2 separate regions of the Homo sapiens genome follow, and region 2 is linked to region 1. The links are chromatin loops, found by intact Hi-C in ENCODE. Cell type or tissue: adrenal gland. All regions are shown on one strand. Links, peaks and the distances in the headings refer to the core of each region. The heading gives the core; the rest is flanking DNA.

What was found. A loop is a pair of places that touch in the nucleus more often than their neighbours do. Peaks named below come from ENCODE experiments on the same cell type or tissue, not always from the same donor. Only the 100,000 strongest peaks of a DNase experiment are listed, where the experiment ranks them.
Region 2: a loop joins it to region 1, with 3 times the contacts of the local background. A loop is called at or near these places in 2 of 110 quality-filtered maps.

The regions. Positions count from the first base shown.
Region 1 is chr22:26,836,810-26,852,985 of GRCh38, forward strand. No RefSeq gene overlaps it. Among named protein-coding and RNA genes, the nearest start is that of LINC01422, 58 kb to the right of the region's middle. In adrenal gland, for the core only: no CTCF peak of the experiment used is centred there; no DNase peak of the experiment used is centred there.
Region 2 is chr22:26,773,211-26,789,386 of GRCh38, forward strand. MIATNB (MIAT neighbor) reads left to right here. Exons shown (of 6, transcript NR_110543.1): 3 at 946-1,007; 4 at 3,617-3,744; 5 at 5,246-5,375; 6 at 6,674-7,683. Among named protein-coding and RNA genes, the nearest start is that of MIATNB, 110 kb to the left of the region's middle. RefSeq lists enhancers at 4,276-4,570, 10,214-11,413. In adrenal gland, for the core only: no CTCF peak of the experiment used is centred there; a DNase peak (open chromatin) is centred at 8,401.

The sequences.
Region 1 (16,176 bases), core at 4,771-12,770:
TGCATCGAGCATCAGCGCTACGAAGTAAGCTGCGTAAGTGATCCTTCTGGCTCCCAGGCTGCAGGCAGGTCTTGCCTCTAGCTTTCAAACAGAAGGGAGCATGCATCATTTGCTGGGCCAAATTAGGACTTTCGTCTTCCTTGTGTACTTTTGCATTCATGGGCCCTTCTCACCATTAAAAACAAATTAAAAATACATTTTAGAACTGTGCTGGTATAAAGAGGAATACGCTGCAGGTTGTATTAGGTCGGTGCAGAAGTAATTGCAGTTTTTGCCATTAAAAGTAATGGCATGAGCCACTGCGCCCAGCCTCACTCTCTCTCTTTTTTTTTTTTTTTTTGAGACAGAGTCTTGCTCTGTCACCCAGGCTGGAGTGCAGTGGTGCAATCTCGGCTCACTGCAACCTCCGCCTTCCAGGTTCAAGCGATTCTCCTGCCTCAGCCTCCCGAATAGCTGGGACTACAGGCGCCCGCCACCTCGCCCGGCTAATTTTTTGTATTTTTAGTAGAGACGGGGTTTCACCGTGTTAACCAGGATGGTCTCGATCTCCTGACCTCATGATCCACCCGCCTCGGCCTCCCAAAGTTCTGAGATTACAGGCTTGAGCCACCACGTCCGGCTGCCTCACTTCTTTTAAAATTAAAAGCAAAAATTGACTATAACATTAGGGACAGAAAAATAGCACACTATGGTGGAAAATATCTGTTTTTACTCTTAGAGATCTGCTTGGAACGTCGCAGCATCTGTGGGGTAGGGAGGAGGATTATCACCCCTGTTTTCAAGATAAGGAGAATCGGAGAAGTTGGTGACTTTACCAAGTCCACACGGCTCACTGGCAGTGAGTGACTCATGCCTATAATTCAGTACTTTGGGAGGCCAAGGCGAGAAGATTGCTTGAGGCCAGCAGTTTGAGACCAGCCTGGGCAAGATGAGTGAGACCTCCTCTTTACAAAAATAAAATAAAACAAAAATAATAATAATTAAAAGAAACGAAAGCATTTTTGTGGGCCCCTAGGTGTATTGTGGTCCCTAGATACTCTGCCTACTGTGCCAAATGGAGAAGTTGGCCTTGATTGATTGAGCTCTCAGTCCTGTCCTGCGCTCAAAGCATCCATTGTTTCATTTAAACCACAGCAAACAGTCATAGAGGAATGATTATGCCCATTACAGAGATGGGAAAACTGAGGTTCAGAGAGGTTGGCCAGCTTACCCAAGAGATCAGAGTGAGTCTGAGGCACAGCTTGTGTCTGTCTGACACTTTGCCACATTATCACAGAAAGTTCCAACCAGGGTACTCTTCAGCCATGCTGAGAATGAATGCTACATGGCAGTGACTTTGTCATGCCACCAAAAGAAACGCTGAATTGAAGCAGGGAGACCAGAGAGATCTGGCTGACTCGATGACCTCATGCCTGAATTATGGCCCTAGAGTGGTGGCCAGGGGTGGGGACAGAAAAAGAGCCAGCTCCTGGCCTTTGATTTCAACTTCTGGGCAAAGCTGGTGGCCCCTGGCTCCATGGGATAGAGATTAGGGCTATTTATGGCCTGGGAATTGCTAGTCTCAGCTCAGCATACAGGTGGCAGGTGATAAGGTGTCTGCTCAGTAATAAGCTCAGTGGGAAGTTAATAAACACCATTCTGTTCAGAGACGCAATTGCAGATTCAAGCAGGAAGTAAGAGGAATAGCTAAGGGGCCCTGGGGGTGGCAGCACCACCTGAGTTGAGAAGCAGCTGCCCTAAGGAGTTCCTTCCACACCCCTGCAATATCAGGGGAACCCTGAGGAGTTCCTTCCATGCCCATGCAGTGTCAGGGGAGTCGTGAAGTCAGTCAGTCCCAGGCTCTTACGATGGCTCAGCTGCTTCCTGATGCGTGACCTTGGGTGAGTCCTTTTTCCTGTGCCCACCTTGGCTGCCTCCTGTGTTAAACAGAGATAATGAGAATTAAAATAATGGTAACAGCCCCAACTTTATTACCATGCTACAAATGCGTAAGCCTGCCGTCCTGTCTAAGACCAACACATGGGACTGCTATACATGGTTCTTCTCAAATCCATTGTTTTCTTTTCTGGTGTAAGTGAAGAATTGAAGGCTTATGGGGTCGGTCTACAGACCGTTATTGAGTTCCTACAGAATACCCGGTTCTGGGCTTGGCGCTGGATCAGTCAGGCCCTGTTGGGTCTTGCACTCAAATGACAAACGTACAAGGCTTACACCGTGTGTCAGATGGCAATGGTGAAGCAGCATCAGGGAGTTGGGGAGGAGAGGTGGACTGCTTTTTTTATTGGAGGGAGGTCAAGAAGGATGCCTGAATAAGGTAACATTTGAGCAGAGTCCTAAAGACAGTGAGGGGACAAATCATCAGACTAGCAGGGGAAAAAGAACTCCAGGTGGGGGGAACAGCAACGGCAAAGGCTGTGAGGTAGAAACGCAATAACGTGTTTGAGGAATAAGGAGGCCAGGGTGGCTGGAATGGAGGTTAGCAAGGGAATGAGGGTAGGGGGCAGGTTCTGCGGGGCTTTTGTTAGGATTTCTCTTGGAGGAAAGGCTTATTACCACAGTGACTGAGAGTGCTGCCATTAGCCTATGACCCTCAGCTGTCAGCTTGTTCAGAGGTGGCTTAGCTGCAGATGGCTGGCTTCCCACATCCGATGACTGACCACAGTAGGGATATGAGGGTCTGACCATTTCTGCCCAATGCTGTCCAACTCTGATGGGCCATTCCAGTTCCAAGGCTCCCTGCGGGACTGATGGAGGCTGTTCATGGGACTGTATCCCTCCCTGGCTTCTCCCTCTGCCCAGTTCTCATGCCTTTCCTTCCTTTCCACTGGTATTGATCCCAAGGGTACATGCTTAGTGCCATCTCAGGACTCAGTTTCTCCATTTAGTGTGATTGAACTACGTGCATTTGCCAGCCCTGTAGTCCCAGCTACTAAAGAGGATTGCTTGAGCCCAGGAGTTCGAGGCTGGAATGAGCTATGATTGCACCACTGGACTCCAGCCTGGGCAACATAGCAAGACTCCGTCTCTCTAAAAAAAGAAAAAAAAAAAAGGTATAAATTGAACTGATGACCCCAAGGGTTCTTTCATCCCAGATTGTGTAATATAAGGCCATTCTGGCTGGGATCAGGGAAGCCCTCCCTGTGCCCTTTTATTTCTAAAATTCAACCTGCAAAAGCTTTGTAGGAAATTTTAAGGACGGGCTTTTAGTAAGATGGGGACACATTGAAGGGTCGTGGCCAGAGGGGAATGTGATCTGATCTGTCTTTTGAAAGGCCACTCTGGCTGCCGTGTGGAGAAGCAGGATTACCGTGGACTCTGGAAGGCCAGGAGGAGGTTCTTACAATGGTTTCAGAACAAGAGGACAAGTGTCTTTGTGTCCTTGGACAAGCCACTTCCCCGTATCTGAGACTCAGTTTCTCCATTTAGCAAATGGAACGATGGCCTCAACATGCTGAATTGTTTGATAAAGACCATTCTGGGGGTCAGAGGGCCCTCCTGATCTCACAGCTAGAAATGCAATGACTATGTCTGCTATCACCACTGTTACTACTGAGAACATGTCTCGATGAAAGCAATTCTGGAAAATAGGGGAGCAAAAGACCCTCTGTTTGATACTTTGAGGGGTCTTCTGTGGCATAATCTTCCCAGGAAGATCACAGATTTCCATTGCTGCTCTAATTTAACGGGATTCACTCTTTTTCTGTACCTCCTGTGTGCCAGGCCCAGAGCTAGGCACCAGGGATGCAGCTGTGAACAGACTTTGTCCTGTCCTCATGGAGTTTATAATTTGGTGGGGAAGACAGACAAGTCGATGGGAAACCACAACATGGCAAAAAGTGCCTGATAGCGAATGCACGAGCCCATGGATGTACAAAAGAAACACCTAAACAAATTTTAGAGGTGAAGCCCTGGAAGAAATAGAAGATCATACCACTGCATCCAGCCTGGGCAACAAAGCAAGATCCTGTGAAAGACAGAAAGAAAGAAAAGAAAGAAAGAAAGAAAGACAGAAAGAAAGAAAGAAAGAAAGAGAGAGAAGGAAGGAAGGAAGGAAAGAAAGAAAGAAGGAAAGAAGGAAAGAAGGAAAGAAAGAAAGAAGAAAGAAAGAAAAGAAAGAAAGAAAAAGAAAAGAAAGAAGGAGAGAGAGAAAGAAGAGGAAGAAAGAAAGGAAGGAAGGAAGAAAGAAAGAAAGAAAGAAAAGAAAGAAAGAAAGAGAAAGACAGACACAGAACAATAAGTAAAAATTAGCAAGAGAGAATGGGTGGAAGGAAAAGGAGTCCCCGGCAGAGGAAACAGCCTGGGCAAAGGCCCGGAGGTGACAGAGATCAGGATTGTTCTAAAAGTTCAAGTGTTTCGAAGTGGTGGGGCACAGAGTGTGAGAGATGGAGTCAGAGATGGAAGCTGCAGGGGATGGCAGGGCTTGCATCAGGAAAGGCTTGGCTTAAGAGTTAAGACCTTATTGGCTTAGTCGTGTTTCCTCATTCAATGCTGCAGCTGCTCATGTAATCAATTTGTGGCACCAGTTCTGGTTCGCATGGCTAAAAAGACACCCAGAGGGCCCTCTGATCCCAAGAATGGTCTTTATCACACAATCCAAATATGTTGAGGCCATTCATTCCATTTTCTAAATGGAGAAACTGAGGCCCGGGCAATGAGAAGTGGCTCGTTCAAGGACACACTGCAAAGCTGGGGTATAGTATTGGACTTGCACCCTTTTCTGCCTCATGCATCAAGGCTTTGTCCCTATAGCTGTGCCCTATCATTTGAGCAAGCAGCTAAAACTCAGGTAAAGCCCCCAGCATAAGACTGGCATGTAGTCGGTGCTCAGTCAATATCAGTTCTCTTCTTTCTTTCCACAAACCCTAGCTCTGCCACCACTCCTTGGCTGTGCAGACTTTGGGCAAGTTGTACCTCCTGGACCTCCTCTTCCTTTTTTTTTTTTTTTTTTTTTTGAGACGGAGTCTCACTCTGTTGACCAGGGTGGAGTACAATGGAGCCATCTCGGCTCACTGCAACCTCCCCTTCCCAGGTTCCAGTGATTCTCCTGCCTCAGCCTCCTGAGTAGCTGGGATTACAGGCATGTGCCACCATGCCCGGCTAATTTTTGTACTTTTAGTACAGACAGGGTTTCAGCATGTTGGCCAGGCTGGTCTCGAACTCCTGACCTCATGATCCGCCTGCCTCGGCCTCCCAAAGTGTTGGGATTACAGGCGTGAGCCACCGAACCCGGCCGGACCTCCTCTTCTTTGCAGGAAGGGTAGGACAAGAAGCCTCTGGGAACTTCTAAGAATTGAAAGGGGAAGATATCTATTCAGGTGCTAGGATAGTCACACGATTCCTTTTGTTAAGATTTCTACTCTCCAGGGCAGCCTGGGACATTTTGCTTTGCCCAATGCCCTGCAGTGCAAATTGCAAACAAGAGCAGGGGGCCAAAAGGGAGAATGCACAAAAAGCCAAAGTGGTCCCACAGTGTGTGTTTGCATTTGGGTTTTGTCCCTGCAGGAGTCGTTTTCCAAGCCGGCAGCTGCCTGTCTCCTTTGAAGAGTCTTGGAAGCAGCCACCATCCATCATTCGCTTGGCATGACTGTTAAGTATCAGCGCTCAGGGCTGAGGGCTGTGGGAAGGGGCTCCCAGTGGGGTCAGCTCAGGGCCAGAGAATTAGGAGGCAATCAAAATGGAGGGATTGAGCAAACCAGTTAACACGCAGGCTGTGAGTGAGGTGGCACTCGGTCTGATCCCCAGGTAGTGGGCACTTGCAGCTTGGCTGCCTTATGAATGTTCTAGGGGCTTGGTAGCATATTCTTCTTCTTCCCTTGTGGAAATGGTCCTCCCCTATACTCTGCACCCCTTCCCAGCCTCAGGGTTGGGCCTGGCCTGGACAACCAGCACTTTGCAATCCTTCTGTCCATACAGAACAGGGAGGATGGTTATATGGTCTTCAGTTGGTCCAATAAGACTTGGGATTCTGCTGTGGTTGCTGAATTGGTTTGAAGAACACCTAGAGTTAGTTGCTTATGGTCATCTTACCTGCATGAGGGGAAAGTCTTCATGAAAATAAAGCTATCACAAAAGAAAGATACCAAGAGATGGAGAAAGACAGATTCCTGAGAACCTAGATCCAGCCATACCTGATGCTGTTCCCTTATACGTTTTTTTTCTTTTTGCTCTTCTGCAGACAGTGACTGAACCCTTAGACTTTTTCTGCTATTTCAGCCTATAAGCTCCTTTTATTGGCTTAAGGTGGTTTTTTTGAATTGGACTTATATCAAGAGTTGCCAAGAGTCCTTACTATTACACTCATTAGGCATGTAATTTCTCCTCCCTGGACCTTTCTTATCTGTAAAATGGGAATGACAAAAACATAGATCTATTATGTAGCTTAAATAAAATAACACAAATAAAGCACTTATCAGTGTTTGGCTAGAATACATGCTCAATTCAGCTGCGATTAATCCACACTCATCCTTCAAGTTTCAAAAAGTTCTTTCTCCTTCACTTGTTCTCGTATAAACGGTTCCTGTGAAGTTTAAATGAGGTATCATGAGGGCAAAATGCCTGCCATGTAGTCTGGCACATTTATAATGTAGCTGTTAAATGGTTTTCTGATTAGAAAGTTATGGAAGCCCAGGTAAGGGAGGACTGCAGGGCCAAGAATGGAAGGCAGGGAGAGGTGGTTTGAGTAGTATGACTGTCCACTCTGTGGAATGGTGGTGAGGCTATCTCAACTGGCAGCTCAGCACTTAGCACAGTGCTGGAGCCACTGGCATGAGTGAATGTGTGTCCACATGAGAGAACCAATGAATAGTTCAACCACAGCCAGGACTTTGACTTGATCTCGTAGGGAGCTGTGCAAGTTCCCAAACTGGGCGCTGACAAAAAAGCATCCTTTACAAAGGACCCCTCTGTAGCCTACAGGGGCTGGAGAGGAGGTGGGGAATCTGGAGCTGAGTGTGCAAGAGTTGCCTGGGGTTGGGGTTGAGATGGAAACATCAGGGGCATGGATGAAAACGAGAGATCTGATGTAGAGAGCTCTGACCACACTTGACACAAGACCATGTGCATGTGAGTGTGTGTGTGTGGGGTCTTGCTGGTGAGCTTATGTGTGTGGAGTGTGCAAGTGTGTTTGAGTGTGTCGAGTGGGTGGAGATAGGTAAGTTCAGTGTGTGGGTGTGTGTGAGGAAGAGAGTGTGAGTTCCATGTAAGTGTATCTGAGTGTGTATGTGTGCACACTGGGTTTGCTGGAAGCACTGGTGAGACGGCTCTTTCTTGTGCGGAGCTCTGGCCACACGCCAAATGGTAATCATCAGCTTTCTTTGCCGGTCTTCCTTGAAGGTAGAAGTTGGGTCTGGTGAAACTCTGTCTCCGTAGACCCTGGCATGCTGCTTCATACATATATGTGGAATGAAGGGGTGAAAGCGTGGGAGAAAAGGGCTTCTGGCCCCTGCTCCAAGGAGCTCCCACAATGATCATGGGCATTTCGATGGAAGGGACGTCTACACTGCACTGCTCTATAAGAAACTTTGCACAACAATCAAACTTAATGCTTGCAACGAGGCTAAGCAGATCTATATCTGTAGATCATGATCTATACTAATAACACTCCTTCTATTTAAAAAACTATATTCTGATTACAAATGCAATACATGCTCATTGCAGTAAATTGGGAAATTTAAAAAAAAAGAAGAAAAGAAAACTCATCCATAATTCCATCCCCTGGAGATAATTACTATTCTAATTTTTATGTATATCCTTCCAGAGTCTTTTAGAACACATGCACACGTATATTACTTTCTTCTTTTTTTGTTTCAGTAGGGCTCATGTGGCAATATCATTTTTAAACTCACCCAATAACTCTTGAATCCCTACACTGTAAAATATCCCTTGTTCATATTATTTTGACTGGCTGTGTTAGATTTCATGATTTTCAAAAATGCATTTCTGTATTTTTGCCATTTTGGCCTCTTCTTTACAATTTTCAGCCATTCTAAATGATGTTCCTGGAATGCACTGTTTTCATTTCTTTCTGGGCCTTTACATGGACTTTTCCAAGTGGGCTCCTTTTCCCACCCTTCCTTGGGCTCATTCGAGTTCTTTGAGGTCCCAGCCTAGATGTGCCTCCTCCAGGAAGTCTTCCCTGATGCATCCATGGTGGATCAGATGCCCCCTCCTTTCTGTGGCGTGTTCTCCTTCTCTCATCACGACGTGTGAAATGGATGCACATAGACGGCTTACTCCATCCAGGCTGGACTAGGAGTTCCAAGGAGCCCAGGGTCCCATCTTACTCATGGCAGTACAGTGCAGCACAAGTAGGCCATGAATAAGTATTGGAGAGATGTGGAATAAACACTATGACATATGTTTCTACACAGCTACCTGGAATCATCATGAGGAAATACTGGCACCCGCATGTGATACTTGAGCTGAAATGTGATACTTGGGCTTAGCATCCAGTTTCATCTGATTCCAAAGGATTGTTTCCGCTTTGCCATACCTTCTCCATCCCAGCGCCTCGGCTTGTTTTTCCCATTCCTTCCCCCCAGGCTCTCAGCTTCTGGGACAGGCCAGGGGCAGAGGAAAAGGAGTCAGGGAGAGGCCTCTGCAACCTGGGAAGTAGAGGGCATCACCTGCTCTGGCAGGAGGCGAACTGGGAAGACTCCTGTGCTGACAGCATTTCCTGTTACTCTCCTCCGGGGGAGAAGTTGGCCTCCTTCCCTCTTGCTGGGGACTCACAAAATCCGATTTGAAATCTACTCAAGTGTACATTAACCAACTTCCTCTTGGCACCGGCTGGGGAGCCTATAATTAGAGCAGACACCATACCATTTAGTGGGTTTCATTCACATGAAAAGAAAGTGTACTTGCAGAGGGAGACGGCTTCAGAAGCAAACTTCTGGGAACATTCTCCAGAGAATTTATGCTTGCAGTGTATCCAAAGGACCCACAGGCCAACTGCGTTTCTAAGTGCAGAGGTTATGGCCGGCTGGACTTGGGTGGGGTGGTGATACCCTGTCGTCCTGAAACACACAGGGCTTGGAATTGGGCACACTTGTATTCAAATCCCTGCTCAAGACTCAGGTAAGCAATGCAACTTCTGTAAGGCAGTTTCCTGATCTGTGCATCTGGGACAGTATCCATTAGCAATCTCACAGGGTTATGTTGTCTAGGTGTAAATGAGATGGTGGAGATATAGATGTATATGCCAGAGAAGGTTCTCTATAATAACAATACTTACTACTACTGTGAAAACCACTACCACTAACAAAATAACCAGTATGTATTGAGTACTTACTACATTCAACATCCAGTTCTAACACTTTGGATGCATGAACTAGGTTAGTTTCACAACAATTCCATATGGTAAATAATATTAATGTCTTCATTATACATTTGGGGAAAGTGAGTAACAAGGAAATTATGCCACTTGCACATGATCACAGGCTGATAGCTTTTTACTAATATTTCAGGGGATGGAAGAAAACGTGATGGTATAAGACAGCATATGGGTTGACTCATGGAATGTATAAGCTCATCAATGCTAAGAATCACATTTTTCTTATTATGGTACTGGGACCCAGAAAAGGGAGAGAGTTCAAGATAAACTCTCATTTTTGGATGTACCTAATATAATCTAGGGGCTTTTACAGGGATGATTTTATTTTGTTCTTGTCTCCTGGAGATTGCAGGTGTGAAAGAATAGATTCAGAGAGCAGCAGTGTATCTTGCACGAGGTCATGCAGAGCTGTGGTTACAACCCTGGTCGGTCTAATTACAAGTTAATTACTCTTTTTACAATGTTGCAAGGTTGCCTGGGTGGATCAGGACTCTTTCAGATGCAGAGGCTAGTTTAAGGGAAGAAGAAAACTTGTTGGATCATTAGTAGGCCTTCAGGCACGGCTGAATCCAAGCGCCTGAATAAAGTACACAGGCATTTATTCTCCAGCCTCTCTTTCCTCTGTGATGACTTCATCCTCAAGTGATTCCTCTCTTCATTGTGGCAAGACCTCTACTTGCTCTTTGGTATCTGGCTGACCACATCCCCCCTCCACCCAGTTTCATTATCTCACCCCAACCTAGAAGACTAGGTGATATAGTGTTCAGGGGCCAGCCTCCCAGGACCCAGAGCAGAACAGAGAATAAAGTAGAATAGACTTGGGGGTTGGGGAGGAAGAAGAATTACCATCATCCTCCCCATCTCCCCACATCCAGGCTCCAGTCTCAGTTCCCTCTTTGGTGCTGCAGATTTCCTGCAGAAAATAAACTGGAGACTGCTTTGAAGTTCCATCTTCATCCTAGGGACTGAACAGTCTCCTTTATCCTCCCAGGCATTGGCTGGGTCCCCCTCCAACGACCCAATCAAGAAGAAGCCTGACGCACTCTCCATCTGACCCGGGATCCCTCTCTGTCAAAACCCACGATGGGTCAGGGCCCACTCATAGATGTCTGACTTTGGTTTCTCCTTTCCCCAGCTGCTGACTCAACCTCTTGACCAAGCCCATCCAATTTCCAGTGATTTCCTTGGGCTCTATTTCCTTTCTGCTTATACTCCAGTCTCTACCTCTTTTTCTGTCCAACCATCTCCGTTCCTCATTCCTGCCCCATCCTCACTTCCCTATTTCTTGTCCCACTAAACACCCCTATCTTGGTTCCTGCTCTTTGCAGACATGGCACTGGGGGACCAACCTTGCTCATTCCTTCTCTGCATCCTTGGCTTCTGCCTGAGCACCATTCACCCTCTGTGTGATTAAAGGCAAATTACCTTCCATGAGCCTCAGTCTACTCAGCTGCAGAAATGGGAATGATCCTCTTTCATCCAGTGGCTGTGTTGGGAGCCAGAGCTTGGCGATTGTATTTACAGTGACATGAGCACAATATGTGAGGAATTACCAGGAGGCCCCGGGCTGCCACGAGACTGGATTTGTACTGATATCGCCCATTACGAGGTGTCATGTTGCATTTGCAGGAGGTGGCTGTATGGAATTCCACTCTCTTGCACTGTATGAAATATTCACCTGCCTTCTCTGGAAGGGACGTGGGCTTCTTCTTCATTTCCTGACTGATCCACCTCAGAGGAAGCCAGGCTGCAGGCTGTCACTAATGCAAGGTGATGCCAGGATCCAATGTAGGGCCTTGGGGACTGGGACAGAGCAGTGAGGCTGGTGGGTGCTGCAGAATGGAAGAAGGGGATTTGAGGCCCTTAGGAACCCAGGGTCAATTAGAGCTTCTTACCTGCTCCCTATAGGAAAAGATGCATGGCGTTGGATGGAGTTATGAGTTGAGTTGTGTCCCCTCCAGCATTCCTGTGCTGAATCCCTAACTCCAGTACCTCTGAAAGTGACCTTATGTGGAAATAGGGTGGTTGCAGATGTTATTAAGTAGGATGAGATTATGCTGCAGTAGAGTGTTCCCTAATCCAATATGACTGGTACCCTTATATAAAGGGGAGATTTGGACACAGACACACACACACGCAAGGAGAATGCCATGTGGAGACTGGAGTTATGCTGCTGAAACCAGCAAACTATTGGAGGCTAGGAGAGGGGCCTGGAACAGAGCATCCTCAGGGGACACAGCTGTGCCGGCACTTGATTTTAGACTTCCGCCTTCCAGAGCTGTGAGTCAGCCCATTTCTGTTGTTCTGTGCCACTCAGTTTGTGGTGCTTTGTTCCAGTAGCCTGATGAAATGAATACAAAAGGAAACACACAGGTGAGCAGAGGGCTGAGGGGCTGCTGCGTCTGCAGGCATAGAGGATGGACTCCAGGGTCAGTCAGCATTGACTTGGAACATGAGAGTTGAAGTTTTAAGAGGGAATTTGGTGTTGAGGGTCAGAATCAGGGCTCTAGAGATAAGATTCAGACATTCTTAGCTCCTCATTTCATGGCGCTGGGCGAGTCATCAAGCCTCCCTTTGTCTCGGTTTTCTCATCCATATAATAGGGACAACAATGGACCTCACGGTATTATGAGATTAAACAGTATTACAAATGTTAAGAACTTATCATAGTCTGTGGCATGCAGTACACATCTGAAACGTCATAGCTTTCTTCATTCCTAGTTGAGTGACCTTGGGCAAGTCACTTTGCTTGTATGAGGCCTCAATTTCCTCCTCTGTGAGAGAGGGTTGATAATCCTGACCTTACTTTTCTGTTAAAAGCATGTCATAAGGTGTAAAAACATCTGTCCCAATAACTGGTAGAAAGTAAGGGGAAAATCACTACTTAGCTTCATTCTTCCCTTTTGAGTTCCCCAGCATCTGCTTGAATACCTCTAGTGATGGACAACTCATTACCTTTCAGGATGTTCATTTCTATTGGGCATAGAAGCCTCACACACACATAGAAACTTTATATAAGAGATTTTCTGAAGTTCCATCTATATGTGATGCCTACTCCTCAAGCTCCCATTTTACAGATGAGGAAGCTGAGGCCGAGGGGACCAGGCAGAAAGATGGGAGATGAGGCACCCCAACCGCTCCCGCCCCATCTATGCCCTGGCACTCACACAGACTAGCTTTCCTTCGTTTATGTCTGCCCATCTCGTCTTGAAACTCTAGGAGTATGTGTGGAAGTGGGGGAGGAACGAGAGCATGTGAGAATGTGGGGTGTGGCCCATTAAAATCACCTCCGTTCTGGCACCCTCTTTTCTGCACTTACTCCTTCCCCTCCATGTACTAAGATACGAAACAGCTCACACCATTCCCTGCCTCTAACTTTCAGTGGCTCCCAATTGCTCTTGGAAAAAATTCCAAAGGCCTTTGCTTGGCAAAGAAGGGTCCATATGACCTGGTTTTGGCTCTTTTTTCGGCTCCATCATAGATCCCTTTGTTCTTGCTCCAACCTCAAGGCCTCTTTTCATGTCTTCAGATACAGCATCCTCATGGAGCATCCTCATGGTCATCTTTGGGCCTCCCCAGTGCTCATCCTTCTGCCTGGGCATCACGTGCTCAACCTCTCATCATTCAGGTCTTGATCTGAAGCGCACCTCTTCCCAGAAGCCTCCCCTGCATCCCCTAGCTGGGTCAGTTCCCACCCCCATACGTGACTCTTCCTCATTGCCTGTTCATTCCAGCATCACACATGACACCAGTGGCACTAATAGATTTATTCTTCTGCCTCTTTGATGAATGTCTCCTACTTTCAACAGTATGAAAGCCCCCATGTCTATTCTTCTTCCCAATTGGACCCTCAGTACCCGGTAGGTATTCAGTAACTATGTTTTGAATGGTTGAACTGTAAATGGGTGAGTTTGGGTGTGGAATGTGTGAGGGCTGAGAAACGACTGTGGCTCCCATGGGACTGACTTATGTATCAGGTGTGTGACTCTGAGAGGACAAATTGCTCATCTTGAGATGACCAGAACCATAGCCTAAAACAAACAATTGAAGAAACTGTAAGAGTTTAACCTGGAAAGGACAAGACTTGGGGAATGTGGCAAGTACCAGTGTGCCACTGAAGACAAGGACTGTTCCTGTTTACCATCCTGTCCCCAGAATCTAGCCCAGTGTCTGACACACACAATATAGACTTTAGGAAATATGTCCCCAGTGAATTTTGAAAGAGAGAAGAACACCTAAGATAGGTGAAGCTCTCAAGGTTCAGGAACACAGATCTTGCCTCAATCAAAGAAAACCATTCTCATGTTTAGAGTTGTCCAGAGCTAGCACAAGTTTAGGGTGGGTAGGGGGTGACCTACACTGGGGGTTCTTCAAGTTCCTTCGTGCTCTGAGACTTTTTTTTTTTTTTGCAATGGAGTTTGGCTCTTTTTGCCCAGGCTGGAGTGCAATGGCATGATATCAGCTCACTGCCACCTCTGCCTCCCAGGTTCAAGTGATTCTCCTGCCTCAGCCTCCAGAGTAGCTGAGATTACAGGCGCCTGCTACCATGCCTGGCTAATTTTTGTATTTTTAGTAGAGACAGGGTTTCACCATGTTGATCAGGCTGGTCTCAAACTCCTGACCTCAGATCATCTGCCTGCCTTGGCCTCCCAAAGTGCTGGGATTACAGGCGTGAGCCACCGTGCCCGACCCTTGCTCTGAGACTTAATATTCTTTCCCTGGCTGGGCAGACATGGACAGAAAACAGAGTTGCTTTCCCTTCTCTTGTTTGGGAGGTGTAGGGAGTTCTAATTAGAGAGAGGTGAAACAGGCTAGTTTCCCACCTTAATAATCCTGTTTGTCTCAGGCATGGGTCTTGAAGAAGCAGTGCATTATTTAGGAAAGATTCTCATCCCTTCTTCTCCCTCCTTATGTCCTCTGATATGAGTCCTGCACAAGTCTTGCCTCTTTGTTTGTTTAATGATGATTTCCCCAGGTCTTGGAACCTGTCTCAGAATGCTTATTGTCTAAGTCACAACAAACCATCATGGGCCTTATAATTAAAAGCCAGCTTTAGGTCTCTCTGCTTGGGACTGGATCTTGGCATCACCTGCATCCTAGAAAGAAGACTATTTGGCAGATTACTAAGTGGGAATCTGGTACCCAAGAAGCCAGAGAAGAAGCACTTCAGAGGGGTTAGGGGAGCCTGGGCATTTTCCCCTGGTTGGTGGGGCTGGCCAGGGCAGATTGTATGTTTAAAACCACCCTTGATTCAGCATCCCAGTAGAATGGAAATAATTTGGACTCAAGCAGCTAAGGTTCAGCGTTTCACCTCCCCAGGGTGATCTCAAATAAGTCACTTCATCTTGGGCTTCAGTTTCCTTATCTGTAAGTTGGGGGTTGCAACAGCATTTAGCTCCCTGAGGTGCTGTGAAGAGTGAGTGAGTACAGTACTGAGCACAGAAGGCTCTGGATGGTCAACCTTATGGGAGGCAGAGAAGTATTTCTGATGCTTTTGAATTTCTGCTGTTTGGCCCAGTAGTTCCCTAATAGTGTACAAATGCCCTTTTTGGCAATTTTAAGTGAGAAATGTGGTCATTTCTTTCACTCCTTAAAAAAAAATTGGCCGAGGAATCTCAGAATACTAGAAGAGGGATGGATGACTTCAACATTTGTTTAGCCTGACTCCCTTAGTTGTGGAAAAGATGCTTGTCTGTGGCCACATAGCACGGGAATGCAGAAGCAGGATTAGAACTCACTTTTCCTATTTGCCCTCTTGCACTTTCTAGGTGAAGATGGCAATGACGGCTGCAGTCCAAGCCCTAGTGGGCAGATGAGGAGCAGCCCCTCTCCTTAAAAATAAAGCCGGATTCCTAACATTCTCTTCAACCCACGGCTGTGCAGGGCAGAGTCTCAACACAGGAATTGGAACATAACAAATCTGCCGACTGCCAGCTTTGATCTCACAAGGATGGAGTTGGGGAGGTGAAGAGAAAGTAAATGCTCTCTCGACTTTCCAAAGGAAAACAATTTTCTTTCTTGGTAACTGCAATTACTTGAAAACCATGTCAAAACAATAATGTGCCTCCAATAGTCTCCCACTCTCTCTCTCTCTCTCTCTCTCTCTCTCTCTCTCCCCCCTCTCCTCCTCCTCCCTGCTTCCTCTACCTTCTTCTCTTCCTTCTGCCTCCTTCGTTTTGCCCTGGTAATAAGGACCATGGACAGAGACACATAAGCTCCGCCCACACGCCCTTAGCTGACCTATGCTGGGAAAGAAGGGCAGTGGTCGATCAATACCCAAGATCAAGTGAGCTTAGCTCCTCACGTGAGTATTTCAGAAGGCATTGCTTTTTGGTTGCATTTCCTTGTAAGTTGGCGAGCTGCATACTGATGGACATTCTTGAGAAGCTTGGAGGGCACTCATCTCTCAGGGATGCCCTAGAAAGGTTGTCTGCACTAGTGAGATTTGCTGCTCATTCCAATTAAGGTCCTTCTAACTCCAAACCTCTTTGAATAATAAATAGATAATGAGACTGAGAAAAATAAAGAATATGTCATTAACAAAGCCGCAGACCACAGTTCATTGGCAATGTTGGGGCCAGTTAGCTCTATGATTGCTTGGACAACTGTGTCTGTACCTAAAACACCCAGTTTTAGGTCATATTCCCACTGTCTGATCACTGAACAGTCTGGGTGAGAGGTCACCAGATTCCAGCTCACATAGCTAAATAAGACCTTTTTGTAGGTTCTCTTCACTCTCATTTAATTACAGAAACAATTGTTTGAACAGATTAATATATCAATTTAGCAGAAGAATAACTGTACAAATGCAAAGCCCTTCCCAGGCCAGGATAATAAGAATGCAG
Region 2 (16,176 bases), core at 4,610-12,609, 64 kb before region 1:
CCCCCCATCTCCCTCCCAGACGGGGTGGCTGGCCGGGCTGAGGGGCTCCTCACTTCCCAGTAGGGGCGGGCGGGCAGAGGCGCCCCTCACCTCCTGGACGGGGCGGCTGGCCGGGCAGGGGGCTGACCCCCCCACCTCCCTCCCGGACGGCATGGCTGGCCAGGCGGGGGGCTGACCCCCCCACCTCCCTCCCGGATGGCACGGCTGGCCGGGCGGGGGGGCTGACCCCCCACCTCCCTCCCGGATGGGGCGGCTGGCCGGGCGGGGGGCTGACCCCCCCACCTCCCTCCCGGACGGGGTGGCTGCTGGGCGGAGACGCTCCTCACTTCCCAGATGGGGTGGCTGCCGGGCGGAGAGGCTCCTCACTTCTCAGACGGGGCGGCTGCCGGGCGGAGGGGCTCCTCACTTCTCAGACGGGGTGGTTGCCAGGCAGAGGGTCTCCTCACTTCTCAGACGGGGCGGCCGGGCAGAGACACTCCTCACCTCCCAGACGGGGTCTCGGCCGGGCAGAGGCGCTCCTCACATCCCAGATGGGGCGGCGGGGCAGAGGCGCTCCCCACATCTCAGACGATGGGCGGCCGGGCAGAGACGCTCCTCACTTCCTAGATGTGATGGCGGGCTTAACCTCTAAATGAAATTAGAAGCCATGTGTTCTGACTGTCTGTATTCATCAGGATGCATAAGGAAAACAGAAACCCCTCTAGGTATTTCAATCAGGAAGAGATTTAATACAGGGAATGCAATGCTGCAGCATTTAGGATAGCAGGGTGTGCAGGGATTCCTGCAGAGCACTACTACTGAGGTCCTCAGCTGCCTACAGCACCAATGTGGGTTACTTAAGAGAAAATGTCCAGAAGATGCTGGAAAACACCATATGTCTGCTTTCTGCGAAAGTCCCGCTGCTAGTAGAACAATAATGCTTTCTTATTCTCTCCTGTCTTCCAGGTCTCACATGAGTACTTCACAATGGGGAAACTGAACTGGAACTCTACTGACAACGCAGTTGGGCAAGTATAGTTTCCAGGCTCTATCTAGCCTCATGATACAGGGGAGTATGTGGCAGGAAGCAGCAATGGCACTGAGATGCCAACAGTCCAGCTCCCTGTGCAGGGTCACCCCACCTCCCCAGAGGTTTTCTAACTGTGCTTGGGGTCCCCAAGGAATGTAAGGAACTACAAGAGGCCAACAATGAGGTGCACAGAATTTCATGTTCACTTCCTACTTTCAACATGATCAGCTCAACCCATTGTACTTATTGGATTTTATTTGAAAAAAATTTCACACACAAAGTTTGACTGTCATTAGATCACAGCACACTGGCTGAAGAGTGTTAAAGAAAAAATTATTCTGACATATGTGAAAACAGGAAGACTTTATTTAGGACTATCTTGTTGGGTATCAAGATGATTGCAATAGGCGAGAGAGATCAGGTTCAACTTCAAATGCAACAACTGAAGATATATGATCAAGGGTGGCGGGTTAGGGAAAGGGTAAGTGGATGGAAAATTACTAAGAGGGGAGATCAAATGGAGGAATTCTTGCCGAAGACAGTCCAAGGTGAACAGATATCACCTGGGGGACAGTGGAAAGATGAGGGATTTGACCAGATATGAATGATGAGCAGACAGCGGGGTGGGGGATGGTTCTCCCTAAACCAACTTAGCAGGATTCTTACTACAACTGGGCTATGTAGGCTCAGCAAAGGCAGGTGCCAGGGTCAAGGCTTAGCCAAGAAGAGGGTTCAGAGGGGCCTGACTGGAGCTTGGTTAAGGAGAGAATCTTTGTCAAGGGACAAGTGTAGCTTCATAAAAGGACAACATGGATTCCCCAGTCGGTTTATATGAACCAAAGGGAGGCACAGACCATCTTGCCTTGTCTTCTCCATCATTTAGGATCCCAAGCACAAATCTTGCTTCTCTTCCAGCTTGCAGTCCTCATGCAAATAGATGCCCGAGGGTAGAGCAGGCCTAACATGCCAAATTTCCACTCTTAGGCTCTGCTGAGATCTACAGTCCTGTGGGATTTCTTTTTTTTAAATGATTCTATGGTTTTTAGTATTCTTTGATTCTTTAGCACTATATCCTCAACTTCTATAGCTCTTCGATTTTGCATTTCTTTGATTCTGAGATATGATTATCTGGGGACATGGACTCTCTGGCTCAATTATTTCAAGAAATAATCTTTATTCTTTTTTCTGGATTAATGTTTGATTAATGTGTCTAAGCTCCTCCTGTGAGACAATGGTTCATACCAGGGTGGGACATCAGCAGGAGCAAGGGGGATGGTGGGGGTGCCGCTGACTAAAAAGGTCTCATATATTGGCTGTGTCCAAGGTCAAAACCAAAACCCGAGCAACCACACCTGGTATCAGGCATTAGGGGTCAGTATGTGACCAGGAGAGCCAGAGGGTGCCAGGTGATTAAAAGTCGGTGTATGGAGGATGGAGTGGGAGATGAAGGGCAATGAATGAAAATGAAGCAAACATCATATGTTTGATATGGTGAAAAGGATGCTAAAATTCCTCCCATTGAGTTTGGGCAAATCCTATGGTTCTCTGTGATAAGCCCTTTCTATCCCCTTTCCCTACCAAATCTTCCTGCTACATTACACTCTGCTCCCTACCAGGGAGCTAAATAGCAACCTGTGTATTTCATCTAGGTCGGTTACTTAACAATCCTAAGGAAACTATTTGAATTTAAATGACTGCCTTCTAGACACAACACAACAATGATAGCAATAAAAATAATGACTTGTAAATTAGTCAGCATCAGCTGGGCTGCTGTAACAAACAACCCCAAATCTCATAAACAAACGTTAGTTTTCACCCCTCTGAAGTCCACTGTGGGCCTAGGCAGCTATGGTCCATGTGGTGACTCAGTGATCCAGGCTTTTAAAATTGTGTGCTTCTGCACTGCAATTTGAGGACGCCTCATTTGCTGTGTCAGGGGAGGAGAGAGATTGGAAAACCTCATGGGGACTGTACACTTCCTTGGCCTGAAGCGATGCTCATCACTTCCATTCACAAAGCCAGTCATATGCCCCTTTAGCTGGAAGAGGGTAGGGAAAGCTAGTTTTCTGTGCATCCAGGAAGGATGAATATAAAACAGCATTTAGTGAACACGTAATTTTCTCTGTGTTGCAACGACCACTTCTTTTTAAATAGGTACCACAAGACAATTACTCTGCAGCGATTTATTTAAATCATCTCAAAGATCCTTACAGGTGAGGAAACTGAGGCTTGGAGAAGTTGAATGACTTGCCTAAAGTCACACATATAATGGTAGATCCAGAATTAGAAGCCGTGGTTCTGTTTCACCATAACCTGTGCCCCTCACTGTTCAGATGATGGATCCTCAGACTCCGGGGGAGCTGTGGGGTAACTCCCTCCACCCTTCAGCTACAGCCTGGAAACCATTGCCTTTTCTGCTCATTGCAGCCAGGCCTGGATCCATGTGAGGAAACACACCTGCTGCCTCGGGAATCCCATACCAGTGATGTGACACTCACAAAAGGCGATCAATGGTTCCTGACAATTTTTTCTTTTCATTTAGGCAAAAAATATGGAAAGCATATTTGATCTTTGATTTTCTTCCATTTCCCATCTGTTCTTTATTAGGAGTTCAAACTTAATAACCTTCCAGAGTTGGTATCAAATTCAGACGCTGACGCTCCTTGGAGAGGTTCTTTGCTGCAAGAGGATGGAAAGGATCACTGTGATTTTGTTTTTCTCCTGCTGCTCTGTCTGTAAGTCCATCTGTTTCTCTTGCCCTCTGTCTCGAATCCTTCCCACTCAAAAGGTCAACCTTACTTGTGGGTGAAGCAGGAGATGACCTGGTGTATAATTTCAGGGGTGTTGAATTGATCTTGTGTCCCTTCAGGTTCTCTCCCATGTGTGACTTGTGCATAAAATCCCACCATTCAAGGCTCTTCTCTTTAGCTTGTAAATCCTCTTAAGTTACCCAAGAAGGTGCCTTTTCAGTGATTAGGAAAAAATCTTAAGCAGATTTCAGAGGGGAAAAGAAGTCAGAGAAGAAATAGCACAGTTGGAGCAAAAGCGCTGACTTGGGTCAGAAAACCTGGAGTTGAGGTTTTCTGAAAAGCCACCCACGTGGAATATGGGTTTAGCAAGTCACTCACCCTCTCTGACTCTGTTTCTTCAGTTATAAAATGGGGATGTTTTAGATACCCCAGGACAGGGTCACAGTGGAAATGAACAGAGATCATGAAGACAACTTATATTCACCAACTGTTTTTGCAGCGTGGCAGAAAAATATTCTGGAATATTAACTAAGGTCTTGTTGTATGTGTGTGTGTTTTAAATTCCATGCAATAATTTATGTCCTGTGACCAGTGTCCTCCTTCAGGCAGCAGCCGACAGACCATGCGGCATTTATTGCCTCAGGGAAAGAATGACACAGCACAAAGCAGTTAGAGACCAAGTCAAATTCTTGGCTTTCGAATTTGAAAAGCCAGCCAAGGTCTGGGCAGATGACAAAAGATATGGAAGGATGCAAAAGTGAAGCCTCCCTGTTTCCAAGAACAGAAAAGACTCTCTGAGTTGCAGAACAGACACTGATGCATCCTTTGAAAGAGCATAAGGGGCTTAAAGTGAGGAGTGAAGGAGGGTGTTTGCAACGTACCCAAGGTCAGACATGAGCAAGAACATCTCAGCAGAAGCCAGTGGGATAAATACACCATCAAGAACCAGATGAACCCTATTCCTGACACCCTATGGGAGGCAAGCATCCCAGGTGGGCTGCATTGAGTCCCACCTCCTGGGATTCATACCCTCATTCAGTCTTCTCCTTTATTATTTTATTTATTTATTTTCAAAAGACAGGGTCTTGCTCTGTTGCCCAGGCTGGAGTGCAGTAGCATGATCACGGCTCACTGCAGCTTTGAACTCCTGTGCTCAAGCGATCTTCCTGCCTCAGCATCCCCAGTAGCTGGGACTACAGGCACGTGCCACCACATCTGGCTAATTTTTAATTTTTTTGTAGTGACAGGGTTCTTGTTTTGTTGCCCAGGATGGTCTAGAACTCCTGGACTCAAGTGATTCTGCTGTCTTAGCTCCCCAAAGCAGTGGGATTGCAAGTGCAAGCCACCATGCCCAGCCTCCATCTTCATTATATCAGTACCACCTGTGTGATCAGTGTTGTACAGAGGAGGTGATGTATGACTTCTGAGGTTATGCCGTGAAAGACTTGCAGCTTTTATCTCATCCTCTTGGATCCCTTTTCCTCAGGGAAGCCATGTGAGGAGGACATCTGAGCAGCCCTGTGGAGAGGCCCCCAGCCAACAGCCAGCATGAACTTGCTGGGCATGTGAGTGCACCACCTTGAAAGTAGAGCCTCAACCCCTGGTCAAGCCATCAGGTAAGATTGCAGCCCTGGCTTATATCTGACCACAACCTCATGAGCAACCCAGATCCAGGCCACCCATGTAAGCTGCTTGTGAATTCCTCACCCACAAAAATCATGTGACATAATTAATGTTCATTGTCACTTTAAGATGCTAAAGTTTGGGGTAATTTGTTAGGTAGCAACTGATAACAATGCAACTGATAAACAATCAAGTCGGCATACTGCAATCCCCCCAGAATTTGGACATAGCCCTGGAGAAAGTGGGTAGGCGTCCCTAAATGAACTATGATTCTATTTTTGCCACCTGGAAGAACACAGGCTGTAATAGAAATTATACTCAGTTACAGAACAGTAAAGTTAAATTTCTAGATTGCCTGAGTTTCTAGACTAGCTGAAATATTACAACTCATTTCAAGGAGCTTCCAAATATATTTTCAGAGCTCTGGAAGTCTGGGGAACGCAGGACAAGAGCCACTAGATTTTGGGAACAAGAGTGCTCTTCTCCCCAAGTGGGCAAAAAGGGAGCCGGAAGATATACGCTTCTCCAATTTCAGAATTTGGGGGGACCACTCAGCTTGTGCCTGTACCTTCTCCGGGCTCCCTTTTGTTCCTCATTGCACCCCCTTCTGTGAGCATGCACAAACTCAGCTTGATGCCCAAGCCCTTCAATTTGTCTTGTTAGAAAACCCTGTGTTAAAGAGACCATTAAAACAAGAGGGAAAGATAAATTGCCTGAAGCTGCAAGACTCAGGAGGCAAGGGAGAGCAGGTGATGGAAAACAGGCCTGTGATTAGAGGGCAGGGGGTGGCACAGGAGCCAGAGCAGGCAAAAACATCCACTGGAGATGTCAAAATATTTGAAAATCCTCTTCCTTTGGTGAATTGAGTTACCAAAATGTATTTTTTTTTTTTTTTTGCATGCGGAGAAGAGTCTGAGATAGAGGTTAAGAATATAGTTTCCAGAGTGAGGCAGAACTAGGCTCTGTCCCTTCCCAGCTGCTGTCAGACCTCAGGCAAATCTCTGAACCTCTCTGACCCTCGGTTTCCTCATCTAGCAAGAGGGGACAATGTAAGCCTGTAAAAAATGGCCCGAAGTCTTCACCTTTCTTTGTGTATGTGTCTTTTGCAATGTGACTTTCTAGCTCTTCCTGTGATGAGACGGAGTCCATTTCCCCACCCCTTGATGCTGGGATGGTCTCGTGACTTATTTTGGCCATAAAATGGGGCAGAAGTGATAATACATCAGTCTTGAGCCTAGGTCTCAGGAGGCCTTGTGCACTCTGTTCTCTCTGACCCTGTGATTCCCCATAGGGAGAGCTCAAGCTGGCCTGTTGGAAGATGACAGGCCATATGCAACAGACGTGAAGTGTCCCAGCTGATCCCCTTCCAGAACACCCACCTTCCAGATGACCACAGATGCAAGGGTGAGCCAGCCAATAGCTGCTGAGACATTCCCAGAAAGACAGAACATCCAGCTGACCCATGGACTCATGGGCGATCATGGATAAATGGATATTGTTTCAAGCTACTAGGTTTGGGGTTGGTTTGTTACGCAGCAATAGCTAACAGCTACACCTCTATTTTAAGGAGTTGTGAAGATAAATTGCAAAGGTACAGAAAAATGAATAGCTATAACAGCTACTAGTGATTGAGTGCTGGCTCTGCCTGGTACTGTGCTCAGGATTGGCATGCATTATCTCAAAGAGTTGCACAGGCTAGAAGGGCTGCAGCTGAAGATTCTAGAAGAGTTCAGGTATAATGCCTGGCACATGGTACCTGTTTCATGTATGCTAGTTGTTGGATGCTGCTGATGCTGGCAGCACGTGGAACTCCTGACACATGCCTCTGATTTGGTAGTGGGGTCTGAACTTTGTAATCTGTGTGTCCAGAGACCTTGGGAAGTCTTCAGCCAAGGGCAGACCAGGAGGTAGCTTTTGTGATCTGAGTGCAGAGAAGTTTCTTAGAGTGAATGGCATCCAGATAGGGTGGGGAAAAAGCATTAGCCAGGGTGCTCCACACACTCCCCTCACTAGTGTGGTCCCTGGACCAGCAGCCTCAGCCTCCCCTGGGCCCTTATTAGAAATGCAGAATCTCAGGTCCTACCCCTGCTTACTGAATCAGTAAGAGCATTTTAACAAGATCCCCAGGGGATTTGTGTGCATGTTAGAGTTTGTCCAGAACACTCTTCTCAAGCTATCTGTGCTGAGACACCAGTATTTTTTTCAAATTCCAATTTATTGCAGAATGACAGTTTTAAAAAATGCAGTAAAAAAGCAAATTCCTAGAAAAATTAAATGAAAAATAAAATATACAAAATCTAAGCCCTTTTTTCATTATTATATTCAATGATACAAAATTGCCATCTGCCAAATTGCTACAAAACTTTCTGAATACTTTTCTTTCTCTGTACGTATTCTTTGTGGGTACCTTACTGTGGACAGGTAACAAACGACTTGCCATGTGGCATGGGCTATGGACTGCCCGACAAGTAGCACCATCTTAGAGTTACCAATGATAATGATACTAATACAATATGACCACACATGATTGTGTGCTTGATATCAGCTCATAATAAGGGCTTACAAGCTTAAATACCTGGAAATCCTCTCAGCAAACTGTGGGGCAACTAATGTATTTATCTCCATTTTGTAGATTAGGTCATCGAGGCCCAGAGAGGTTAAGCAACTTGCCCATGGTCACACAGCATACAAGTGGAGCACCCTGAGCCCACCTGTTTGACCACTACAAGGCAGAGGGAGGGAGAGGAAGGCACCACCAGTGAGAGGCACAAGGACATTGTCCATTGTCTCTTGTACCCTATGTGAGTGACAGCTGTCAAAAAACCAGGTGTGGGGCCCTGGCTGTCTCTGTAACCGCATTGCAGTGGAGGCTGGAGCCCAGCAAACTCTTTACCAGCCCCAGGCTAGGGCTAGGAGGATCACCCTCGCACCTCACTCTTTGGTGCAGCCTGCAGGAAAGGAAGCCCTCTGTGAAGTGTATCACCCCAGCCTGCCGCGTTGCCAGAGGTGAGGGGAAAAGGGCGCCTGCCGATCGCCTTCTCCCTCTTGCTATCTCTTTTTCCTGAAGTCATAGGAGCCAGGCAGGAGGCTGGGGGTCTGGCAGGCTGGGTGATAGCTAGTTATCGACAGGTTGATGGCTGCCCCAGAAGACTGCCCGAGGACATCAAGGCGGAAGCCACTTCTGAGGCCCGCTGCTCCCAGAGAGCCGGCTGCCGGCATCTCTGCCCAGGGCTTGGCGCTTCCCCTCACCATCTCATTAATCCTGATTCACAGAAAAAGGCAGCAGGCAGGGGCCCTCTTAACAGGCCGAGCGGGCGACTGATTTGCCTTCACTGAAGACAATAGTGCCCAGGAGACCCGGCATTGCTGAATTATTCAAATCAGCCGTGGCAGGGAAATCTGAGGACACAGAGTGGCTGACATCCCCCGGCCCTTGCAAGCTGCCCTCCTTCCCTGCCCTGGGGTGCTGGTACCTGGCAGCCTGGGGTGGCCAGCACAGATCCCCTTGCCAGAGATGAGGGCTGCTCCCGACCTTCCCTCCTCCGTGGATGGAAGTTGAAATTGGTGTTGATCATCTCTAAGCACCTTGGAGCTCTAGTAATGGATCCAAAATGACATTTCCCACCTGCTGATCCCTGGAGGGACATTCTGACAAGGACTTCTGGATGAACAAGTGATGGGGCATGGGAAGATGAAGGCAGCAGGAGATGGCTGTTCTGCCAAGGTGTGTGTGTGTGTGCGTGTGTGTGTGCATGATTCAAAAAAAGCAGAGGATATCGGTTGAACCCTGGCTTGGCCAACCTTAGTTTTCTGCTCCTAGAAAAGAAACACAATGAATAGGCAGGTATCCCTGGCAAATGTGGAGATTCAGGAGCAAAACCACCCAGAGTCGGTGCTGACGCTGGGTGAAGACAGAGCAAACAGAAGTTTGAGAGGTCACGTGCAACAGACGTGAGCCCAGCATGGTGGTCTCCCAGTGGGGAGGGAGTCTTGGAGAGTATGAAGGGTAAACTGAGACCCAGAGAGGGGCAGGGACTTGCCCAAAGTTGTTAAGCAGTTTGTGGCCAAAATGGAATGAAAAGCCATGGTGTTCAGCTTGCAGTTGGAGGCTCTCTTTGTTAATAATACCTATCCCTGCCCAAGCACAGACACCTGAAGGCTTTTTAATATATTTCATTGCTAACTGTATGATAATCTCATGAGGCTGATACAACTAATATTCCCATTCTACTAATGAGGAAATTGAGGCTTGCAGAGATTCAGCCACTGGACAGGGTAGAAAGTGACAATCTGGGATTGGAAAGGTGGTCTGTCTTATGCTGAACCCTTAATTGCTGTGACTCAGTGGGAGGTCAGAGGCACCAGGACTCCAGATCGCTCCAAAACATCCCTCCTGGCCAAGGCTATAGTGTCAGCATGACCTCAGTTTGTGATGGCTTCCTGGGGGTAAGCATTGCCACTTACTTGTGTCCTCCATGGGAAGGAGCACACAGAGTTTTAGCCCTTCGCAGAAAGACTGACTTCAAAGCACCCTCAGCCATCCCAGGCATCTGAAAGGAGACCCCTGAGGAGGGGACCTCGAATGTTGGAAGGAAATTTATGAATGAAGAGGTTCGGAATCTCTGGGCACAAGATCCACCTCTTTGGGGGAAGCCAGTGGCGTCTTCTGTGTAAAGCTGCCATTGGCAGGACAACTTTCTCTAGGAGAGGCAGAAGCTGGGGGTGGTGGTGGGGTTAAACCAACCTTGCACATTGGTGGGAGGGGGCATGGGGTCAGTGTGTGAATAACAGCCTCTGCTTTTCTGCATCAGCCAAACAACAATAGAGTGGGAATGGCAACCTGTATTGAGGGTTCACCATGTGCTAAGCCCTTTCTTTATGTGTAGAAGCTCATTTAGTCCTCAAGACCATTTTATGGGGTCAGTATCTATGAGGTCAGCATCGTTATGTCCTTTTTGCAAAGGAAGAAAATGAGACGCAGAAAAGAAGACATTTAAGCCATTTACCCAGGACGCTGCTGCTGGGGTGAGTGTAAAGGAGCTGGGATTTGAAATCCAGGCTTCATAAACCACGTGGCCTCTAGGATATTGTGGCTAGGATTCCCTTCTCTGTTCAACTTGAAGTCCCTCTCGGCAGAGTGGTGTCCTTTTTCTCTGCCCATAGTGGCCCATTCCCGGGGTTGTGATCCATGCACGGGCATCCCCAGAAGGAGGCTTAGAAGCTCCTTGAAGCAGCTTAAATGCACCTTTGCCGTTGTGCCTCTACATGCCCTCTTCCTTTTCTGAGAACAACCAACTTCCTCAGGCCTTCGAATCATCTCTCATTTGGAATAATCACTGTCTGAATGGACGAGGTCTCCAGCATTTGTGTGGTGCGGCGCGGGCCTCCCAGGATCCTCCCTGCAGAAAAACGAAACGAAGAGAGATTTATCTCCTGGGTCAGATAAAGGTGACTAAATGCAAACTGGCCGATTCCTTTCGGCAAACAGTTCCCTGGGGAGGGCTCCTACAAGGAGGAGAAGAGCCAATCGATCCCGGAAATGCTTCGAGGTGACTTACAGGGAAGACTTAAAGGAAAAAGCCCTCGTGTCTTTACAGCCTCCGGCGACTCTTTCAGCCTTGTAAAACTGCCCGTACCAGCCCATAGAGCGAGGAAGGAGGGGGTCGGGGGAGCTTCTTCCTTACCATTGCTGCAAAGGTGGAACTCTGCAAAATTTGACCTCTGAGATCTCTAGCTGAGTCCTTCATTCATCTGTCAAGCATCTATTGAGTGCCTACTGTGTGCCTGCTGTGCACTTCGTATGCTCTATCCTGCTGAGTCCTCCAGATGACACCATCATTACCCCCATTTTCTAGCAGAGAAACTGAGGGTATCTGAAGGGAGGCAAACGTTTCTGGAGTCCTAAAGCAAGCAAGAGGGTAGGTCCTGAGATACGGATTTGCATTCACCAGCCTCCCTGGTTTGGTTTCCTTCCTGCATCACTCCCTCTGTCATCAGATCTGGTTCTCACCCAGCTTCATCTCCAAGTCTGGCTCAGGCTTGTTCTTCTCTATCTCTCTTCCTTTCTCCTTTCTGCTCTTAGACTCATAAGAAACCTTCCTTATAATCTGAGGAAACAGCCTGTGCATCTTGGAGACTGAGTTTCTTTTGGGATCCCCAGGTTCACACCAGCCTTTTCTCCCATAGTCATCCCGCCCTCATTTCATTAAGGTACCAGTAGCACCAGCTGGGAAGGGTAACTTGGCTTGCGGTCTGCAAACTTATTCTGGCCCTGCAAAAGGCCAAATAGTAAATACTTTAAGTTTTGTGGTGCATTGCGCTATTGGGGTGCCAAGACAATATGTAAATGAATGGGCATAGCTGTGTTCCAATAAAACTTTATTTACAAACACAGGTGGTTGGCGAGATTTGGCCCATAGGTTGTCATTTGTTGATCCTTGGGATAGAGGATAAAAGATCTGGTTTTGGGGTTTGCAGACCTGAGGTCTCCCCGCAGCCCACTTTTTTTTTTTTTTTACTTCCTTGCTGTGTTACCTTGGGCAAGTTGGTGCAGCTCTCTGAGCCCCGTTTCTTTTCTGTGGAATGAGATAATTATAGCACCTGCCGCCTGGGCTTTTGCTAAGTTTAAATGAAACCATGCAGTGGATTGCACATAGTCAGTGAGCAAACTGGTAGCTGTTATTTTATGACGAATGACTTTAAACCTTCTGAGGAAAGCAACCCCCCTTCCCTCATTTGGGGGTAAGGGAAGCTGATGTGCCAGTGTTCTGATATTTTGTGGTTCATTATGCTGTTAAGATTTCCATTCTTTTCAAGTTAATGCACTTGCATTTTAATGACTTAGGATGCAGAATCTGCCTCCTTTGGGATGGAACCAGCTGGCTGGCCTTTTGTGAGGGTGATAGTTGGTAAAACTCTGGACACCCCCATGATCCCTTTGAGTCTAACCTCTGGTTCCCTTTCCTGGCTCCAGAAGGACTGACTCAGTGGGTCTAGCATGACCACCAGTGATCCTCTGGTTGAGAGCTGATCACAAGTGGCCAATTAATCTATTACTTGCAGATACATTTTCCATTAGCAGTGGCGGAATCAATTAGTCAGCGTAATGAACTTGAGTCTGGGCAAACAGGAAGGAGAGGTTAACCCCTTGGTTTCCAAAGGAGGCTGGGATGGCAAGGGAGCGTGGAGAAGATCTGGAGAGAAATCGAGAGGCTGGATAGGGACAGAGGTTTGGGAACCACAGTCAAGCTTCCAGGTAGTAAGATGAGGTAGGTTGGACCCAAAGAGCTCTAGCTTAGAGCCAGGAAAAAATGGCTTCTCTAGTCATGTGGACATGACAGAGTCATTTTGAGCTCAGTTTCCTCCTCTGCAAATGGGGATCATAATTGTACACACCTCATAGGATTGTTGTGAGGAACAAATAAGACAAGTTGTATGAAATACATAGCCCCATGTTGGGAGCGGAAATTCTCAGTGAATGCTAATCTTTCTGCTACCCCTTTTTTTCTGCCTCACCACAAGCCACGAAGAGGTGAAAAAGAGACTTCTTGACTTAGAGCTAAAAATAGCAGAAACTTCTTACTAAAATTACTCTAGCTCAGATCCACATTCAAATGTGTTACAGAGGTCAGGACTCCAACAGGTGCCTTTACTGCAGGCCTTGTCAGGGACTTAAACTTCTGACATGTATCGTGACGCTCCACAAAGGATTGGAGCAAATTTCCCAGACGTATTAGAATGAAACAACATTCTTTTCCCATCTCAGAGCATTGCACAGGACTGTGAGTTTTATTGTTAAAATGGTAGGAAACGATGCATTCCCCAAATGCATCGTTTGGGGACCTCTGGTCCCCAAAGGTGGACCAGATAGAGTCCACCTTCTCCCAAAGCCCTCCCTGTCTATGCAAGCAACTTTCTCACTCTTATCAGTGTTGTTATATCACGTTGGTGCAAAAGAAATTGCAGTTCTTGCCATTACTTTCCATGGCAAAAACCGCAATTACTTTTGCACCAACATAATAGACTTGAATTAGGGTCTAGTTACCTGGTGCAGTAAGACCAGATATCCACACGGAGGTCTTGCAGTGGTGGAAAGAAAGGTGTTTATTTACCAGGTGCCAAGCAAGGAGGACCAGACGGCTAACGCTTATATCCTGACCTCCCGATGGCTTGCAGGTAAGTGTTTTTAAACGCAGGGGTAAATGTCGGGAGAAGCTATAGGCAAGATTGTAAATCCATACATGGAGGTTACACCTTGGTCTTGGCCAAAAAGGGCAGGATACCTTGAAGCAGAGGCTTACAGGTCATAGGTAGATTCAAAGACTATCTGATTTGTAACTGGTTAAGGAAGAGAAGCTTTGTTTAAAATTTGGGGTCAGCAGAGAAGAACATTAACTGGCTTTGGGGTTTGACTCTCTCCAGACTCCTCAGGAAGAAATTTAGAACAAAAAATGGGGGTCAGAGTTCAGCCATCAGCTCCCCCTTATCTGAGGTTTAGGTGACAGCAGAGCTGTTCAGTGGGGGTCATTGGTGGGGGTTCAGGGTTCTGGAAAACAACTCAGGGGCATATGTTAAGATGTTACTTTTAGTTTCTATAGGGGAATCAAACATCTGACTAACTTCCTTGGTTCCTGTCTTAGCCTTGTTACTATTACCCTCTTGCTTATCAAGCTGCTTTTCTTTTCTTTTTTTAAGACAGGATCTCACTCTGTCATCCAGGCTGGAGTGCAGTGGTACTGTCTCAGCTCACTGCAACTTCCACTTCCTGGGTTCAAGCAATTCTCCCACCTCAGCCTCCCGAGTAGCTGGGATTACAGGTGCCCGCCACCACGCCCAGCTAGCTTTTGTATTTTTTATAGAGATGGGGTTTCACCATGTTGGCCAGGCTGCTCTTGAACTCCTGGCCTCAACTGATCCACCCGCCTCGGCCTCCCAAAGTGCTGGGATTACAGGCATGAGCCACCACATCCAGCCTCAAATTACTTATTTACCTCTTAGGGCTAGCTAGGTGCCTGGAATTTCCCTTGAAGGAACTCGGAATTTTCCTCTATTTCCATTCTTGGTGGCAGGGGCATGCAGACCGCCAAAAGGGGGTCCTGCTCCGTCTCAGTGTGTTCCTGTCACAGACTGAAGGCCACACTGAGAAACTGAGTGTAGTGAGCCAGACGTGGTGAGAAACGAAATCACAGAGGACATGGGGGCACAGGGCCTTGGAGACTCTCACAGGTACTCTGGACGTCATACAAACAGGCCATCAGAGGTTTCTGTGCAGGGGAAGGAGATACTAGGTCTTAAACAGGCCCCTCTGCTCATCCACGTTATAGTGTACATCAGAACTCCACTCTTTTTAAAAAATTTTTTAAATTTTTTATTTTTTTGTTTTTTGAGATGGAGCTTCACTCTTGTTGCCCAGGCTGGAGTGCAATGATACAATCTCGGCTCACTGCAACCTCTGCCTCCTGGGTTCAAGCGATTCTCCTGCCTCAGCCTCCCTACTAACTGGGATTACAGGCATTCACCACCACACCTGGCTAATTTTGTATTTTTAGTAGAGATGGGGTTTTGCTATGTTGGTCAGGGTGGTCTTGAACTCCTGACCTCAGGTCATCCGCCCACCTCAGCCTCCCAAAGTCCTGGGATTACAGGCATAAGCCACCGCGCCTGGCCTTTAATTTTTTTTTAAGTTCTGGGTACATGTGCAGGGTGTGCAGACTCGTTGCATAGGTAAACGTGTGCCATGGTGGTTTGCTGCACCTATCAACTCATCACCTAGGTATTAAGCCCAGCATGCGTTAGTTCTTTTCCCTAATGCTCTCCCCCACCCCGCCCTTCCCCAACAGGCCGCGGGAAATGTTGTTCTCCTCCCTGTGCCCATGTGTTCTCATTGTTCAGCTCCCACGTATAAGTGAGAACATGTAGTGTTTCGTTTTCTGTTCCTGCATTATTTTGCTGAGGATAATGGCTTCCTCTTTATCTAGTCTACCATTGATGGGCATTTGGGTTGATTTCATGTCTTTGCTATGTAAGTAGTGCTGCAATGAACATACGCGTGCATGTATCTTTATAATAGAATGATTTATATTCCTTTTTGTATATATTCAGTAATGGCATTGCTGGATCAAATGGTATTTCCGGTTCTAAATTTTTGAGGAATTGCCACACTGTCTTCCACAATGGTTGAACTAATTTACCTTCCCACCAACAGTGTAAAAGCGTTCCTATTTCTCCGCAACCTCACCAGCATCTGTTGTTTCTTGACTTTTGAATACATGCAGCCAAACATACGAAAAATAGCTCAACATCACTGATCATTAGAGAAATGCAAATCAAAACCACAACGAGATACCATCTCATGCCAGTCAGAATGGTGAGAACTCCTCTCCTTTTTAAGACTGAGTAATGTCCCCTTGTGTGGGTATACCACAGTCTGTTCATCCCTTCACTCACTGACGGACATGTGGGTTGTTTCCAGCTTTCGGCCGTTGTGAATAGTGCTGCTGTGAACATGGGTGTACACATGTTTGTTTGAGTCCCTGTTTTCAGTTCTTTGGGGTATATACCTAGAAGTGGGATTGCTGGGTCATGTGAATTTCACTTCCATTAATAATAATAATAAAAGCTTCCTCTGGCTATAGGGGCCACAAAGAGGAGGCCCAACCAGCACACCCCTGAGCAAGCTGGCATTAAAATCCCATCTCCCAGTTGCCTAACTGGAAGTCACCCTGAAAGGAGCAAACACACTCCCTGGGGCAGGAACTTTCTAGTCTTGGCTGAAATGTGCTCCATCCCAAGTGC